2 separate regions of the Homo sapiens genome follow, and region 2 is linked to region 1. A link is an interaction called in ENCODE POLR2A ChIA-PET data of the cell type or tissue named here. Cell type or tissue: MCF 10A. All regions are shown on one strand. Each heading gives the region's core, and the rest is flanking DNA. Links, peaks and the distances in the headings are about the cores only. Region 1 has its middle 56 kb from the start of MIR145. Region 2 holds the start of ARHGEF37 (Rho guanine nucleotide exchange factor 37).

The links. Peaks named below come from ENCODE experiments on the same cell type or tissue, not always from the same donor. Only the 100,000 strongest peaks of a DNase experiment are listed, where the experiment ranks them.
Region 2: POLR2A ChIA-PET joins it to region 1 with 10 read pairs; 3 of 35 experiments call an interaction of 5 or more read pairs at or near these places.

Annotation. Positions count from the first base shown.
Region 1 is chr5:149,482,155-149,490,489 of GRCh38, forward strand. No RefSeq gene overlaps it. Among named protein-coding and RNA genes, the nearest start is that of MIR145, 56 kb to the left of the region's middle. In MCF 10A, for the core only: no CTCF peak of the experiment used is centred there; DNase peaks (open chromatin) are centred at 817, 3,787, 4,117 and 6,977.
Region 2 is chr5:149,578,229-149,586,563 of GRCh38, forward strand. ARHGEF37 (Rho guanine nucleotide exchange factor 37) reads left to right here and starts at 3,270. Exons shown (of 13, transcript NM_001001669.3): 1 at 3,270-3,396. RefSeq lists enhancers at 2,931-3,060, 5,278-5,447 and a silencer at 3,141-3,320. In MCF 10A, for the core only: no CTCF peak of the experiment used is centred there; DNase peaks (open chromatin) are centred at 3,093 and 3,983.

The sequences.
Region 1 (8,335 bases), core at 233-8,232:
ACGTTTGAATTGGCTTTTGAACAAAGAGGCAGATTGGAGAAAGTGGAAGGCATTTCTAGCACAGAGAAACATATGAAGGCAAGATGGCACAATGAATCCTGGGAATTGCGAGTGTATCTGGAGCGTACTGTGTGGGATGGAAATTGGGGCTGGGAATAGAAGCCAAGAGATAAATTTGGATAGCTTGGTAAACAGGGAACAGATCACGGAATTTGGTCATTATCCTGAAAGCAGTGGGGGTGGGAAGGGGCACATTCAAGAATCATATGGAGAATGAAGCTTAGATAAGAGCTACTTCAAGTGTTCAGGCAGCCAGGCGCAGTGGCTCACGCCTGTAATCCCAGCACTTTGGGAGGCCAAAATGACCAGATCACCTGAGGTCAGGAGTTCAAGACCAGCCTGGGCAACATGGCAAAACCCCATCTCTACTAAAAATACAAAAATTAGCCGGGCATGGTGGTGGGCACCTGTAATCCCAGCTACTCGGGAGGCTGAGGCAGGAGAATCACTTGAACCCGGGAGGCAGAGGTTGCAGTGAGCCGAGATGATGCCACTGTATTCCAGCCTGGGTGGCGAATGAGACTCTGTTTCAAACAAACAAAAAAAAGAGTTCAGGTAAGCGATAGTAAAGGGCAAATTCAAGGAAACAGTGAGATGGACTTGATAGAGGAGTCAAGGGTGGCTCCCAGGTGTCCTGCTCGTCCATGCATAGAAGGAAGGGCAGGTTTAGAGAGGCAAGATAGTAGATTCATTTGTAGACATAGTGAGTCAACTGGGATAATTAGCTAGCCATTTCAAAGCATGGATTTGGAATTCAAGTTGCACAAGAGCCTGAGGTGAAAGTTTATATGTCAAATAACTAGAGCACACAGTGTAACCAAAGTGACAAGCCACCTTAAGAGTGGGCTGTATTCTAGAGCCAGCTGTTAAACAGACCCAAATAAGTTCTTGAGTCATCTTCCATGTTCTTTTGGGAAGCAAAAGTCTTTTGGGAAGCAAAAGAAGAGATGGCAAGTTCTTGAGCAACAGACAAGCCTAAGAAAACACTGCAGTTTTAAAGTCTGCATGAGTAGGGAGCAGTGGCTCACGCCTGAAATCCCAGCATTTTGGGAAGCTGAGGTGGGCGGATCACCTGAGGCCAGGAGTCCGAGACCAGCCTAGCCAACATGGCGAACCCCCATCTCTACTAAAAATACACAAAAAAACTAGCTGGGCGTGGTGGCGGGCACCTGTAATCCCAGCTACTTGGGAGGCTGAGGCAGGAGAATCGCTTGAACCGGGGAGGCAGAGACTGCAGTGAGCCGAGATCACACCATTGCACTGCAGCCTGGGCAGCAAGAGTGAAACTCTGCCTCAAATAATAATAATAATAATAAAGTCTGCATGAAGGTCAGCAAGAATTAGAGAAAAAAGGAAAGTTGGGCTGGGCATGATGGCTCAAGCCTGGAATCCCAGTGCTTTGGGAGGCCAGCAGTTCAAGACCAGCCTGGGTAACACGGCAAGACCATCTTAAAAAAAAAAAAAAAAAGAAGAAGAAGAAGAAGAAAAAATTACCCAGCCATGGTGTTGCATACCTGAGGCAGGATTGGTTGAGGCCAGGGGTTAGAGACTGCAGGGAGCTCTGATGGTGCTACTGCACTCCAGCATGGGTGATAGAGCAAGACCCCATCTCCAAAAATAATTGAAGTTGTTAGATTTAGGCCTGAAACACTGGGCTTTTGAAAACATACTTTTAAAACAAAATAAGAACTGTGTTCAGTGGTGTGTGCCTGTAGTCCCAGCTACTTGGGATGCTGAGGCAAGAGGATCACTTGAGGTCAGGAGTTGCAGGCTTCAGTGTATTTTTATGATCACACCTGTGAACAGCCACTGCACTCCAGTCTGGGCAATATAGTAAGACCCCATCTCTTAAAAAAAAAAAAAAAAAGAGAAAAGGCCGGGCACGGTGGCTCATGCTTGTAATCCCAGCACTCTGGGAGGCCGAGGCAGGCAGATCACCTGAGGTCAGGAGTTCGAGACCAGCCTGACCAAGATGGTGAAGCCCCATCTCTACTAAAAGTACAAAATTAGCTGGGTGTGGTGGCTCATGCCTGTAATCCCAGCTACTTGGGAGGCTGAGGCAGGAGAATCACTCGAACCTGGGAGGCGGAGATTGTGGTGAGCCGAGATCACACCATTGCACTCCAGCCTGGGCAAGAAGAGTGAAATTCCTTCTCAAAAAAAAAGCCCTAGACCAAGTATTAATAAAATTCCTTTTACAGTTAAGATGAGGATTACAGTTCTATTTTCAAGAAAGTGGGCTTTCTTGAAAAAGGGGACTTTTGCTAATTCCTTTTGGGGTTATTCTGGTTAATAGGCCACTTTAAAGCTCTGAATCTATGGCCCGGCATGGTGGCTCACGCCTGTAATCCCAGCACTTTGGGAGGCCAAGGCGGGTGGATCACGAGGTCAGGAGATCGAGACCACCCTGGCTAACACAGTAAACCCTGTCTCTACTAAAAATACAAAAACATTAGCTGGCTATGGTGGCACGCGACTGTAATCCCAGCTACTCGGGAGGCTGAGGAAGGAGAATCACTTGAACCCTGGAGGCAGAGGTTGCAGTGAGCTGAGATCACACCACTGCATTCCAGCCTGGGTGACAGAGCAAGACTCCATCTCAAAAATAAAATAAAATAAAAAGCTCTGAATCTACAATTGGCATGTGGGTAAAACAAAACAATTTTTTTTTTTTTGCATAGGTTCAAGATAGATGTGACCTGACAACAGATCTTGAATAAGAGATAGCAGGGGTTTTTTGTTTGTTTGTTTTTTGAGATGGAGTCTCGCCGCTCTGTTGCCCAGGCTGGAGTTCAGTGGCACCATCTTGGCTCACTGCAACCTCTGCCTCCCAGGTTCAAGTGATTCTCCTGCCTCCCTCCACCTTCTGGGTAGCTGGGATTTCAGGCACCCACCACCATACCCGGCTAATTTTTGTATTTTTAGTAGACAGGTTTCACCATGTTGGCCAGGCTGGTCTCAAACTCCTGGCCTCAAGCAATCCACCCGCCTTGGCCTCCCAAAGTGCTGGGATTACAGGCATGAGCCACCATGCCTGGCCAATAGTAGGGTTTTAACTGACCACAAATCTGGGTCAAAACTGCTGAAAGAAAGCGAATACTATCCTGATGTACATTAATATTCAACAGCAGTTTTACTGGTCACCTTTTTATGCTAGACTCTATGAGTACAAGGGGAAAGGGAGATATGGCCTTTGCCTTAAAAAAAAAAAACAAAAAAAACCTTACTCTCTTCTCCTTATTTTTCGAGATGGGGGTCTCACTCTTTTGCCCAGGCTGGGGTGCAGTGGCACAATCATGGGTCATTGCAGCCTCAACCTCCCGGGCTCAAGTGATCCTACCATCTCAGCCTCCTGAGTAGCTGGGACTACAGGCACACACCACCATGCCAGGCTAATTTCTGTATTTTTTGTAGAGATGGGGTTTTGTCATGTTGCCCAGCCTAGTTTTGAACTCCTAAGCTCAAGCAATCCACCCACCTCAGCCTCCCAAAGGGCTGGGGTTACAGGTGTGAGTCATCATGCCTGGTCCTCTCTTCTCTTCCTTATTCCTATGCCACCAACACAGAGATATTGCCCCCCAAAAGTCAAACAGCTGTTGGTCATTTATGGGAAAGTTGCAATGCTAAACCCTCAGCAGATGGGCAGGTTATTTCTTGCTATGTTTATGCATTTCCTAGCAACAGGGGACTGCATGGCTTGTTTTCCTATGTGACAAGCCCTGAAAACCAGGCAAGGAGCCAGTGGAGAGTCATCTGAGTTTACAGCCTGAGGTTCTGCCTTCCTGGAAGATCTAGCCTAGATACCTGAGGGTACAAACAGCCAGAGACTGCTTCTGTACACACTCAACTTTCTCTAAAATAGTACATACAATTTGTGAGCAAGAACATTAGAAGGAACTACATACCTATCCTCTTCCCCACATCTTTAAACTTCCTTTGCAAATAGATGGGGGCTGAGTAGTTCTGGCCAATAAACTACGTAACAGTGGTATGTGTGTGTGTCACTTCCCAGCTCAGCCAGTTCATTGCTGGTGTGCCTCTCTGCTGCGTCAGTCTGGAAGGCCTCAAGTTCCAGATGGTGTTGTCAGAAGATTGAAGGCAGGTTACTTGGCTCACATTAGGGAGAAAGACATTTTGCATAAAGCCATTATTCAAGAGTTTGTCATTAAGTACCATGACTAATAAACAATACAGCTTTCTCCTTGACTTCTTCATAAGACATGACTAACTTTCTGGATGTCCTCCTTTGTGACTACTCCCATTCTTCTCCAGTATTTAATCATTCTTTAGCTTCATATCCCTCAGAGTTCTGTGTTCAGCCCTCACTTCCACATCAATACCCTCAGGCTGGAAGAATTCACATAGCTCTGCAACTTCACCTATCACTCCTGGAATAAGAACTCTCAAACTTGCATGTCTGGCTTTAGGCACTTCTCTTCTTACCCCACACCTGGGAAATGTGTGGCTTCCTAGATTCATGATATGTGATTTTGAAGTCCTGCTAAGATACATAAAACAGATTTCTCTCCTAATTTTACATTTTCTCTTAATCCAGCTGGGGTTGAGAGGCAGGCCCTGATTGTAGGGTTTTCCAGTTTCTCACCACAGCTAATTTCAAGCTACCATGTCACCAAATGTACAGTTGGGAAGAAATGAGCAGTTTTTATAAGCTAAGACATGCCTTCAGCTCTCCACTGTCTGGGGCAAGTCCTGTGGTATTTGACTTCATTCCATACTCACGACTAGCAGCAGATTGACAGCCTGGTGATTACTCCCCCTTTATAGATGAGGATACTGAAACAAATAATAGGTCTTGCACCAGATCCCTTCCCAGTTCATTCTGCCACCCATTCAGTCTCATTCTCGTTTGCCAGTGGCTCTTCAAACTTTATTGCACACCAGAATCACCTGGGGATGGCCAGGATGGAGGGTTTCTTCTTAAAACACAGATTACTAGACTCCAGCCCGAGTTCCATTCAGTGGGTCTGTGGCAGGGCATAAGAATGTGCATTTCTAACAAATACGCAGACAACGCTGGTGCTGCTGGTTCTGGAATCATACTTAAAATCACTGCCCCATGCCTAGAGTAGCAGTTCAGTGGCCAAAAGTGTACCAGTTGGGTTCTTTCCTAGCCCTGCCACTAAAAAGCTCTGTGACCTTGAATGGGGAATTTTTCCAAAGGAAGACCAGAGCTTCAAGAGTCAACCATTTCACTGTTTACTTTCCATGCATCACCATTTTCTTCTCATTTCTCTAAGCTTGTCACCACTCCAAACATAGTATCCAGGGACAAAAAAGCACAGAGTAAGGTATCTCCAGATTTTGCAAGCAGCAAAGTCCTCCTATTAGGCTTGATATTCTCCTGGGTGACAATGCACATTTGAATGTGACTTTATAAAAAGGCACAGGCAATCATTCAGAGTAAAATTAATGTACAGTGCTTTCCTTCCTGATGTCCAGTTATAAATATATGACATTTTCCTTTAAGGACAGAAACTGCAGATAGGGGCATTTAAAAAGACATTAAGGCTGGGTGCAGTGGCTCACACCTGTAATCCCAACACTGTGGGAGGCTGAGACAGGAGGATGGCTTGAGCCCAGGAGTTTGAGATCAGCCCAGGCAACAGAGAGATCCCGTCTCTAAAAAAATAAATAGCTGGGTATGGTGGTGCGCACTTGTAGTCCCAGCTACAGCTACTTGGAAGGCTGAGGCAGAGGAATGCTTGAGCCCAGGAGGTTGAGGCTGCTGTGAGCCATGATCATGCCACTGCACTCTAAACTGGGCAACAGAGTGAGACCCTGTTTCAAAAAAAAAAAAAAAAAAGCAAGATAGATTTATCCCATATGAGCAGATTATCAGCCTTAGAATCCAAACTTTCAATATGTAATGGAAACCAGTGAGTCTTTACCACCAATTTATGAGGTTGTTATTGAAGCAACTGTTAGCATGAGGAACAAGACTTTTTAGAGGGTTAGACTTGGTGTGATGGCATGAAGAACTTGTTTTCTGACTCCCTACCACTGATCAGAAAATTGAGGCCGGGTGCAGTGGCTCACACCTGTAATCCCAGCACTTTGGGAGGCCAAGGTGGGCGGATTGGCTGAGCACAGGAGTTTGAGACCAGCCTGGGCAACACGGCAAAACCCTGTCTTCCCTAAAAATACAAAAAAATTAGCCGGCTGTGGTGGTGCGTGCCTGGAATCCCGGCTACTCGGGAGGCTGAGGCACGAGAATCGCTTGAACCCGGAGGTGGAGATTGCAGTGAGCCAAGATCCAGCCTTTGTCTCAAAAAAAAAAAAAAAAAATTATACTCTCAGGGCTGCTACCTGCCCTAAAAACCATCTTATTTCCCCCCACATTTCCCAAAAGTTGGGTTTATGCTTGCTGCTTGAATGTTTTTACTTATCATCTTCTGTCCCTAACATTTAGTATCATTTATGATCTCACTTTTGTTCAATCTCCTCCTTGGTGGCATTGCAAGGATTTGCAGACCAATAAAACTGTCATTGGATAGGGTCACGGCTGGATTGAACATTTCTTACCCTATATACTTCATTATTTCAACTTTTGGTTAAAATGTTTGTGACTGAGGGCATTCTCATTATCGAACCCACGTGAACCTTCGACACTTTCTATGCCACTCATTTGGCTCTGTGCTAAGGAATGGGTGCTCTCTGTTGGCTGAAATCATTCATGTGGGTGTGTTTTGCTACCATTCCTCCAAGACGAGGAGTCTTCACCGTCTGCCGAAACCTTACTCAACCTTTTTTTTTTTTTTGAGACGGAGTTTCCCTCTTGTTGCCCAGGCTGGAGTGCAATGGTGCCATCTTGGCTCACCGCAACCTCCACCTCCTGAGTTCAAGAGATTCTCTTGCCTCAGCCTCTTGAGTAGCTGGAATTAGTCATGCGCCACCACGCCCAGCTAATTTTGTAATTTTAGTAGAGACAGGGTTTCTCCATGTTTGGTCAGGCTGGTTTCAAACTCCCGACCTCAGGTGATCCGTCCGCCTCGGCCTCCCAAAGTGCTGGGATTACTACAGGCGTGAGGCACCGCGCCCGCCCTACTCATCCTTTCAGATGCAATTCATAGATTATTTTCTCTGGTCTCCATCTGCCCCATGAGTACTGTATCTGTAACACCCTATGTTGCATATAGGTCCATTTGAATTGTCACCCCTGAATTCCCAGGGACTAGCACAGTGCCTGGCATTTAAAAACTCAATTCCTATTACTGTTTGTATAGGAATTGCACTTTGTCATAGGCTAAAAAAAATCATGCATGCCATTATAGAAAACTCAGTAATGTATGCTTCACAATTTTGCAGGGTACAGGATGGTCAATGATTTTAAAAACTATCTCAAATATTTAGTTTCACTTCTTTTGGCACAAAAAACAAAAAAAAATTGGTTTTACTGTCTAAACGGAGATTAAAACATTATGCTGTTAACGGAGTTACATACGTTAGCACGGTGCAAACCAGTTTTGCAATAAAAAATATTTACTTAGCAACCGTTAAAAGCAGTTTCTAAAAATATCCACCTCCACCCTTTCTTCTGATCCTAAATATCTAATGCAGCATTTTATCACCAAGATGTGTGCCGCTGTCCATTGGCATACAGAGCCAATGGCAGGCTGCCTGAAATCCACGGGAATTGTTTCCAACAGTTATTCAAACTATTTTGCTTCTCTGAATTAGCAGCATTGAAGACTTAATATGGTGATGATGAGAAAAGGCTACATTTTTTTTACCTAAGACATTCTGTTCCATAAATGACAGGCTATAAAAGTACTACAGAACTATGAGAAAGAACACCCTGTCAATGAATACACTGGTATATTAGAACAATCTATATAAACTTAGGTACACGGAAATGCTCTAAAAGTGTAAAAATATTCACAACTTCAAGCAAAAATAACTTGGTCAAGTTTGGTTTTATGTAGCAGACTGCAAATCTAATTAATGCATTCCACTCTTGTAGATATAATGTATCTTAAATCCAAATACAATTTTAGTCAAGTTTTAAGGTGATTTTTAGAAAAAAGTCAATTTTTAATAAGACCATGAAGCAACAAGACTGGCCTTTTTTTTTTTTTTTTTTTTTTTTTGCTATCATCAACACACTGATGAAGTATTGATGATAACTAGGTAAGGGTTGGCTAATAAATGCATTATATTAAAAAACTGCTCTGGCATAAATGTGCCACTAGAAAACATATATTACCTCTAAATATGAGTAGTACTATTTGGCCTGGGTTCTAGTCTTGCTTGGGGA
Region 2 (8,335 bases), core at 19-8,018, 96 kb after region 1:
TGTCGCTTGCAACCATGGACTCTGGCTAGTAACTAGTCTTTAGGTAATGTGCAACCCAAAAGACTCCAGTGCTGCTTACTTTAGTAAAAATCCCTTAATAAAGTCATGGTCAAATTTGCAACTGGTCTAGGAGTTCTGTCAGGGCTCCCTTTAAGGCCCATACACCTCAGGCAAAAGAAGAAATACCAAGGAAAGGGGCTGTTGTCTCTTGACTCTCAAATGTCTGCTGCCCCACCCTAATCCACCTCTTTGCCTCCTACAATGTCTTCACACTCACTTATCCACCCATTCAACAAACACTTATTCAGCACCTACTATGCACAAGGCATTATGGCAGGCAATAAGAGGAATCTAAAGATCAATAAGCTAACCCTGACAGTATACTTTTGAATTTTGAACTGGCACATGTATTTTCTTTTCAAAATACATAAAATTTAAAAATGGATCACTCTGTCAAAGGTAGAAGTGAAAGCGAACCCTTTTTTCTTTGGATTAGTGTCACCGAGGGCAAGGTGATGTCCATTTCTTTGTAAATGTTCTAGAAATCAAATGGATTCCTTTGTTAGAGGTTTCCAGTCAAAAGCAAACATCTCTCCAGAAGACTGAGAAAATAATGCCCCTTCTAAAGTCAACAAGTAGATTGCCGCTCTTCAAAATCTGTGTGACTAGGGTGAAAGATGGTGGAATTAGTGGCAGTGCATTAGAAATGCCACTCAAAATAACTGAGTCCTAAAATAGAATCAGAGAAACATCAGTTTCAAATGAAAAATATTATCCAGCTTATTTTGGTCTCCTTAAATTGCCAAGTAAATACTTGGGATCCTATAATACAGCAGCTGCCCCGGGGAGTGTTGACACTTACGTCTAAAACCACAGAATACTCAAGCAAGGAAGATGGGCACACATTACAAGTGCAAAGTATTCCATCACGTACTTCTGAAAAAAAGCGCAAAGTAAAACATGTAAAGCAGATGATTTCACACATTCAGGAAAAACTGGTCAGGCACATACACACTTTACAGGAGTGTGAACTGAGGCGTTGAGCACTCACAAGACCCTCACCTGGAAACAATCAGGAAGTCTGATCTAGGAATCAGTCTCAGCTTTGGGGTCAGCTCTTCACTTCCCGGCTGACTTTGGACAAGCCACTTAGCCACTCTAAGACTCACTTAGTTTCTTTATCAGTAGGTTAGAATAGACAAAATATCAAAATTGAAGAGAACCTTAGAGATCACCTCAATCAGTTTTTAACTTGTACCAGACTTTTCTTTGAAGCATCCCTAATAAGCTTCTCTGCTTGAATGTTTACTTTTAGTGACAGGATATGCTCTCCAGGCAACTGATGTTATTATTATTATTATTATTATTTTTGGGACAGAGTCTCACTCTGTCGCCCAGGCTGGAGTGCAGTGGTGTAATCTTGGCTCACTGCAACCTCTGCCTCCAGTGCTCAAGCAATTCTTCTGTCTCAGTCTCCTGAGTAGCTGGGATTACAGGTGCCCACCACCATGCCCAGCTAATTTTTGTATTTTTAGTAGAGACGGGGTTTCAACATGTTGGCCAGGCTGGCCTCGAACTCCTGACCTCAAGTGATCTACCCTCCTTGGCCTCCCAAAGTGCCAAAGGGATTACAGGCGTGAACCACCGTGCCCCGCCAACTGATGTTATTTTTGAAATACTCAAATTGTTAGAAAAGTTCTTCCTTACATTTTAAATTGCAATGCATCTCCTTACAGCTTTCTGCATCCTGGTGGCCTCTAAGATCATACAGGTTAGGTCTAATCCATAGGGCTACTTTTTTGAAAAGTCCTCAGCTTCCCTTGCTTTTCTTTTTTCTTTCTTTTCTTTTTCGAGACGGAGTCTCGCTCTGTCACCAGGCTGGAGTTCAGTGGCGTGATCTCAGCTCACTGCAACCTCCGCCTCCAGGATTCAAGTGATTCTCCTGCCTCAGCCTCCCAAGCAGCTGGGATTACAGGTGTGCACCACCACGCCCAGCTAATTTTTCTATTTTTGGTAGAGATGGGATTTCACTATGTTGGCCAGGATGGTCTCGATCTCTTGACCTCGTGATCTGCCCCCCCCTCAGCTTCCCAAAGTCCTGGGATTACAGCCGTGAGCCACCGCGCCCGGCACCCTTGGTTTTTCTCTTCTGCAAGCTATACCACCCCTCTCCCCTTCAGTTGCCCTCATCTGTCACATTCAAGAGGAGACACTTTTCTGGTTTTCATGTTTTTCTGAGTGTAGAGTGGTGGTTAAGCAGCCTGAACCCTCAGATAGTCTGAATTCGAATACTGGCACTGTCACTTAGTAGTTGTGTGTCATGGGCAAGTTATTTTCACCTCTGTAGCTTAAGTTTCTCTCTCTTGAAAATGAGGATAATAATAATGATACCTATCTCTTAGAGAAATTGTGAATGAGATAATTGAGACAGTACAAGTAAAACATTTAGTATAGCGCCTGGCCCTTAGTAAGCAATATGACTACTACCAGCAGTAATAATAAATAATAAGCCCTAAATTAAGCCCTAAAAATGAAAATAAGAATAAAAGAAGTGGCAGAATGAGAAAAGCTAATCTAGTCCATTCCTGACGCTACAAACAAGGTTTGGTTGCCCCGATATGAAACTTTACATGCGTTTCATAGCAACTATCACTTTCAATGGTGGGTTTAGTGTCTTGCACAGGAGCCCAATAAGGCCAGGACCTTGTCTATCGTGTTAACTGTTGTGTTCTCTGTGCCCAGAACAGTGTCTTGCTCCCAGTAGAGTGAAAGAATGGACCAACACCGTCATGTCATGGAAGCGACTGGCCGACTTGGCTAAGGTTGTGCAGGGCTCCCAGGAGAGCTGGGGCAAGAACCAAGGGCTCCTCGGCAGCCAACACTAAGAATTAAATTGAGGCCCAGCCCTACAGTTTGGTGATTCGGGCAGGAGCAAAGGTATCCAGTAATACCGGGGTCAGCATTCCCACCGGGTGGCCTAAATGCCGGCTCCTGTTTTCTGGATGACGAGCCCGCGGAGAAGGTGGCTTAATGAGAGGCCGCGGGAGGGTGGGTGCCGGCACGTCGCTAAACTCCGCCTGCAATCCTTCGGGTTGGCTGCCAGCCAGGGCACGGTTCCGAGCCGGCCGGGGCTGACTCCGGGAGCAGCGAACAGAAAACAACCTGGCTCCAGAAAGACAATTAACAAAGGCTGGAGACCAGCCACCCCCTCGCGGCGCACGCACGCAGGCAGCTGCGTGGGCATAGCCGCGCCCGCCAGCGCCCTCGGTGGGCACAGCCACCCGGAGCGGCGCGGGTGCCGGGAGCTGGGCGACGCGCCCCTCCTGCCCCGGCTGCGCTGTTGCCCGGGCGGCCGACCTCCGTGCGTGAGCGCCGGCAGGCACCTTGCGCGCGCGGGTGAGTCCGCTGGGCGTTTGGGGCCTGGTCAAGCAGGATGGGGCTGGAGAGGGGTGCAGGAAACAGCTGCTGGGAGGATCAGAAAAGGGAGGTGGGACAGAAAGGCAGGATGCGACGACCTCCCGGGTCCCAACTTGCTTGGTAGCTAGCTTTGTGTCTTGAGCCTTATGAGAATGTAAGCCACCTGGTCCATATGGCCTACCCTAGTCGTTTTACAGGTGGGAAACTGAGGCCCAGGGAGGTTAGCCGGCCTGGAAAAACATTATTATTCTTTGTTCCTGTTTCTCTCTGCCTTCTTCCGTGCAGGATTTCAGACAGCTTTTAGAAAGAATGCATACATTATAACAACGGAAAAATACAAACAATGGTAAAGAATCCTTGCCAAGCAAAATATAATTATGAATAGACAGTCAAGGCCAGGAAAAAAGAGAACAGAAATCCGTGATCCATAGGTGAGGTGACTTGGCTAAGGTCCCTCAGAAAAGTCGTGCCAAAGCTGGGACTAGAAGTCAGAACGTCCGGCTTCTGAACGCCAGAAACTTACAGTGGGGAAGCAGACAGCCTGCCCAGGCACTGGTTCTTAACCTTCTGGGGGTCCCTGACCCCTTAGAGATCTGTGTCCACTCCCAGCAGAAGGGTTCACACAAAGCCTTGTGCACAGTTTGAGATTTGACATGAATTCCTGCTGTAAGGAATGCCTGCAGGCTGCTACTCAGGCAGGGTGGTTTCAGAGCACTTTCTTTGCTCCTTTGAAGGGAGGCAGCTGGTGGAGGAGTACCTGCTGTGCGTCCAGACAGCCAGCTGTGTGATCCAGGAAGCATAGTTTAACCTTTTCAAGGCCTAGTTTTATGTGTAGACGGGGGATGAGAGTGTCTGCTTCATCCTCCAGGTTATTGTCAGACTTAAGAATGAACATAAAGGCTAGTGCTTGACATAATATATGCTCAATAAAAGTGCTGACGATTATAGGGTGACTATAGTTTACAATAATCTATTGTATATTTCAAAATAGCTAGAAGAGAATAATTTGAATGGTTCTAGCATAAAGACAAATATTTAAAGTGATGGATATCCCAAGTACACTGATTTGATCTTTATAAATATATTAAAGTATCACAGGTACCCTGAAACTATGTACATCTATTATGTACACAGTTTAAAATTTAATTTAATTAATTAAAAAAAAAAGTGATGACACACAAAATCATCAAAGCTGTGGGAATTAGGAAAGGGTGATGACCTGGAAGAAATTGGGCTGTATCTGAAATAAAATACAATTTAAAAAATTATAAACATGAAAAAATAAAGTCAGCCCTATTATGACTTACAGACCACACCACATACCTTCGTGATGGTATCCTAAATAAGGGTGCAGCAAGGTACTACCCTCAATATTTGACTCCAAGTCAAAAGCTGAAAGTAGAAACTACCAGATACTGTAACAAGGAGTGTTTACTGGGCTTCACTTGCCTCTTTCAAATGGGGTCAACACCCCGTTTTTTTGTTGTTGTTTTTTCTTTGTTTGTTTGTTTTAGACGAAGTCTCGCTGTCTCCCAGGCTGGAGTGCAATGGCACAATCTTGGTTCACTGCAACCTCCGCCTCCCGGGTTCAAGCAATTCTCCTGCCTCAGCCTCCCAAGTAGCTGGGACTACAGGCACACGCCACTATGCCCGGTTAATTTTTTGTATTTTAGTAGAGATGGGGTTTCACCGTGTTGCCCAGGCTGATTGCAAACTCCTGAGCTCAGGCAATTGCCTACCTCGGCCTCCCAAAGTGCTGGGATTACAGGCGTGAGCCACTGTGCCTGGCCTATAGAGTTTGTTTTTAAATGAGAGGAAAGAGGACATAAACTGGGACCTGAGCAGCACCCACCCTTATTCAGCAATAGAGCCTCAGCTGAATTTCTGCCAGGGAATAGGAGTTGCTGGCAGTTGGCTCACATCCCTCTTGGATCAGCAGATTACTGTGGTAAACAGTGCCTTGGCTGATTCTGCCCTAGATCAAATAAATGGCTTTTTATTTAACTAATGAGGTAGGGAATGTGTTTTCATGTGCTGTAACAGAAGCAAAATGGCATTTGTAGAGCTTGACTGTCCAAAGCCTATTGCTTGTTTATTAATAGGCTGAAGAATTTGTTTATTTGTTTGTTTATTTAGAGACAGGGTCTCCTCTGTCACCCAGGCTGAGTGCAGTGATGCAGTCACAACTCACTGCAGCCTCAACCGCCCAGGTTCAAGCAATCCTCCTGCCTCAGCCTTCTGAGTAGCTGGGACTACAGGCATATGCCACCACACCTGGCTAATTTTTTACTTTTTGTAGACACGGGGTCTTGCTATATTGCCCACGCTGGTCATGAACTCCTGGATGCCAGTGATCCTCCCACCTCAGCCTCCCAAAGTGCTGGGATTACAGGCATGAGCCACTGTGCCCAGAGAATTTTATAATTCTAATAATTGTTATTATTTTCTTAATTCCCTAATACTGGAAGGCTCAAGAACTTTAAATCTATGGATCCAAACTTGTGATGACAGAGCCTGGGCAGACTCACTTATCTATAAAAATAACTGCTTTAAAAAAAAACTGTGTTGTCTCCTTCCTCTTTTGGAAGACCTTTTTAGGCCTTCCAAATAGAACTGGGGAAATATGGCTAAGGACAAACAGCTGCTGTTTGATTTGGGTTAAGACACATACCACCTGTCCTTTCCATGTATTTATAAAGGGGAGTTTTTCCTCCAGGAAAGAGAGAGAGAATGTGTATGTCTGTCTGCGTATGGGAGAGGGGATGTCTGTTGCTGTCTTTCCGCCTCACTTCCAATCATTTATTTATCAACACAGAGAAGTCCTTTTCTGTAAGCACAGTGACTTGGAAAATTCCTTCCCTTTTTGGCTCTGTGGCTCTATTTTGTTTCACAGTAGTTTCTAAAATATTGGGATGTTTTTTCTAATTTTGACTATAAACTGTTCTTTATATGTTTCTTTTCTTTTTCTTTTTTTTTTCTCTTGAGATGGAGTCTCGCTCTGTCGCCCAGGCTGGAGTGCAATGGCATGATCTCTGCTTACAATAACCTCCACCTCCTGGGTTCAAGTGATTCTCCTGCCTCAGCCTCCTGAGTAGCTGGGATTGTAGCTGGGATTACAGGCATGTGCCACCACTTCTGGCTAATTTTTGTATTTTTAGTAGAGACAGGGTTTCACCATGTTGGCCAGGCTGGTCTTGAACTCCTGAGCTCAGATGATCTGCCTGCCTTGGCCTCCCAAAGTGCTAGGATTACAGGCATGAGCCACCATGCCCGGCCTTCTTTATATGTTTCTATATTGTTTATTTAGTTATATAATGAGCAAGAGCCTCTTTCATTATTTAAACAATTTTTCTAAATGTTGTCCAAAGAATATATATGGGTGGCAAATAACCACTTGAAAAGATACTCAAGATCATTACTCATTAGGGAAATGCACATTAAAACCACAGTGAAATATCACTTCATAACTATTAGGATGGCTAAAATGAAAAGATTGGCTCTACCAGATGTTGACCAGAAGGTAGAGGAACTGGATCTCTTATATACCATTGGTTGCAATGTAAAATGGTACAACTACTTTCAAAAAGATCTTAGTTAAATACACACTTAACTTATAAAGTTAAATATACACTTATCATGTTATCCGGAAACTTCACTCCTAGGTCCAGCTTTATTGTAATAGTGAAACGGGAAACAAACAGTTGTTTATTCAGTGTGTGAAGAGACAAATTGTGGTATATCCATATAACAGAATTCTGCTAAGCAATGGAAAGTAACGATGTATTGATACATGCTTCCATACGAATGGATCTCAAAATAATTTTTCTGAAAGAAAGCCCCAGGCAAAAAACACTACATAGTGCATACTGTATTATTTATTTATTTATTTAGAGACGGATTCTTGCTCTGTTGCCCAGGCTGGAGTGCAGTGGCGTGATCTTGGCTCACTGCAACCTCCGCCTCCTGGGTTCTAGCGAGTCTCCTGCCTCAGCCTCCCAAGTAGCTGGGATTACAGGTGTCTGCCACCACGCCCAGCTAATTTTTTGTATTTTTAGTAGAGACAGGATTTCATCATGTTGGCCAGGCTGGTCTCGAACTCCTGACCTCAAGTGATCCGCCTGCCTTGGCCTTCCAAAGTGCTCGGATTACAAGTGTGAGCCACTGTGCCTGGCCTGTATTTTTCATTTTACATAAAATTCAAAGGGAGTTGCTATTCCATACCTGAACTCAAACTTTTTGGTGGCTTCCAAGAAGAACCAAGAGTTGTGTATGACCATATCAGTCTAACTCCAGTTGCAACAATGTCATTGACAATTTGATATTTATTCTGCCAGTGTTTGCCCATGTCTTTCATTCATTAATTCAATTAATTGAGCACCAACTAAATGCTAGATCTAGAGTAAACACTAGGTAATGCACTGATGAATAATAGACACATGATCCCTGCCCTCATGGAGTTTCCATTATTTTGAATGAAACTCTGAGTCATACAACAAATAGAATAAACAAAATAATTATCATGGGAAAGGAGTGGTTCTTTTGAAGTGTGATGGAAATCAGTGATAGACTTGTCTGGGTTTCAAGCAGAGAAGTAAAGTGACAAATTTTATGTTTTTCTGTTTTTTGTTTTTGTTTTTGAGATGGAGTCTTGCTCTGTTGCTCAGGTTGTGCAGTGGCACAATCTCAGCTCACTGCAACTTCTGCCTCCCAGTTTCAAGTGATTCTCCTGCCTCAGCCTCCCGAGCTGGGACTACAGGCATGCACCACCATGCCTGGCTAATTTTTCTTTTAATTTTCAGTAGAGATGGGTTTTCACCATGTTGGCCAGGCTGGTCTCGAACTCCTGACCTCAGGTGATCCACCTGCCTCGGCCTCCCGAAGTGCCGGGATTACAGGTGTGATCCACCATGCCCAGCCC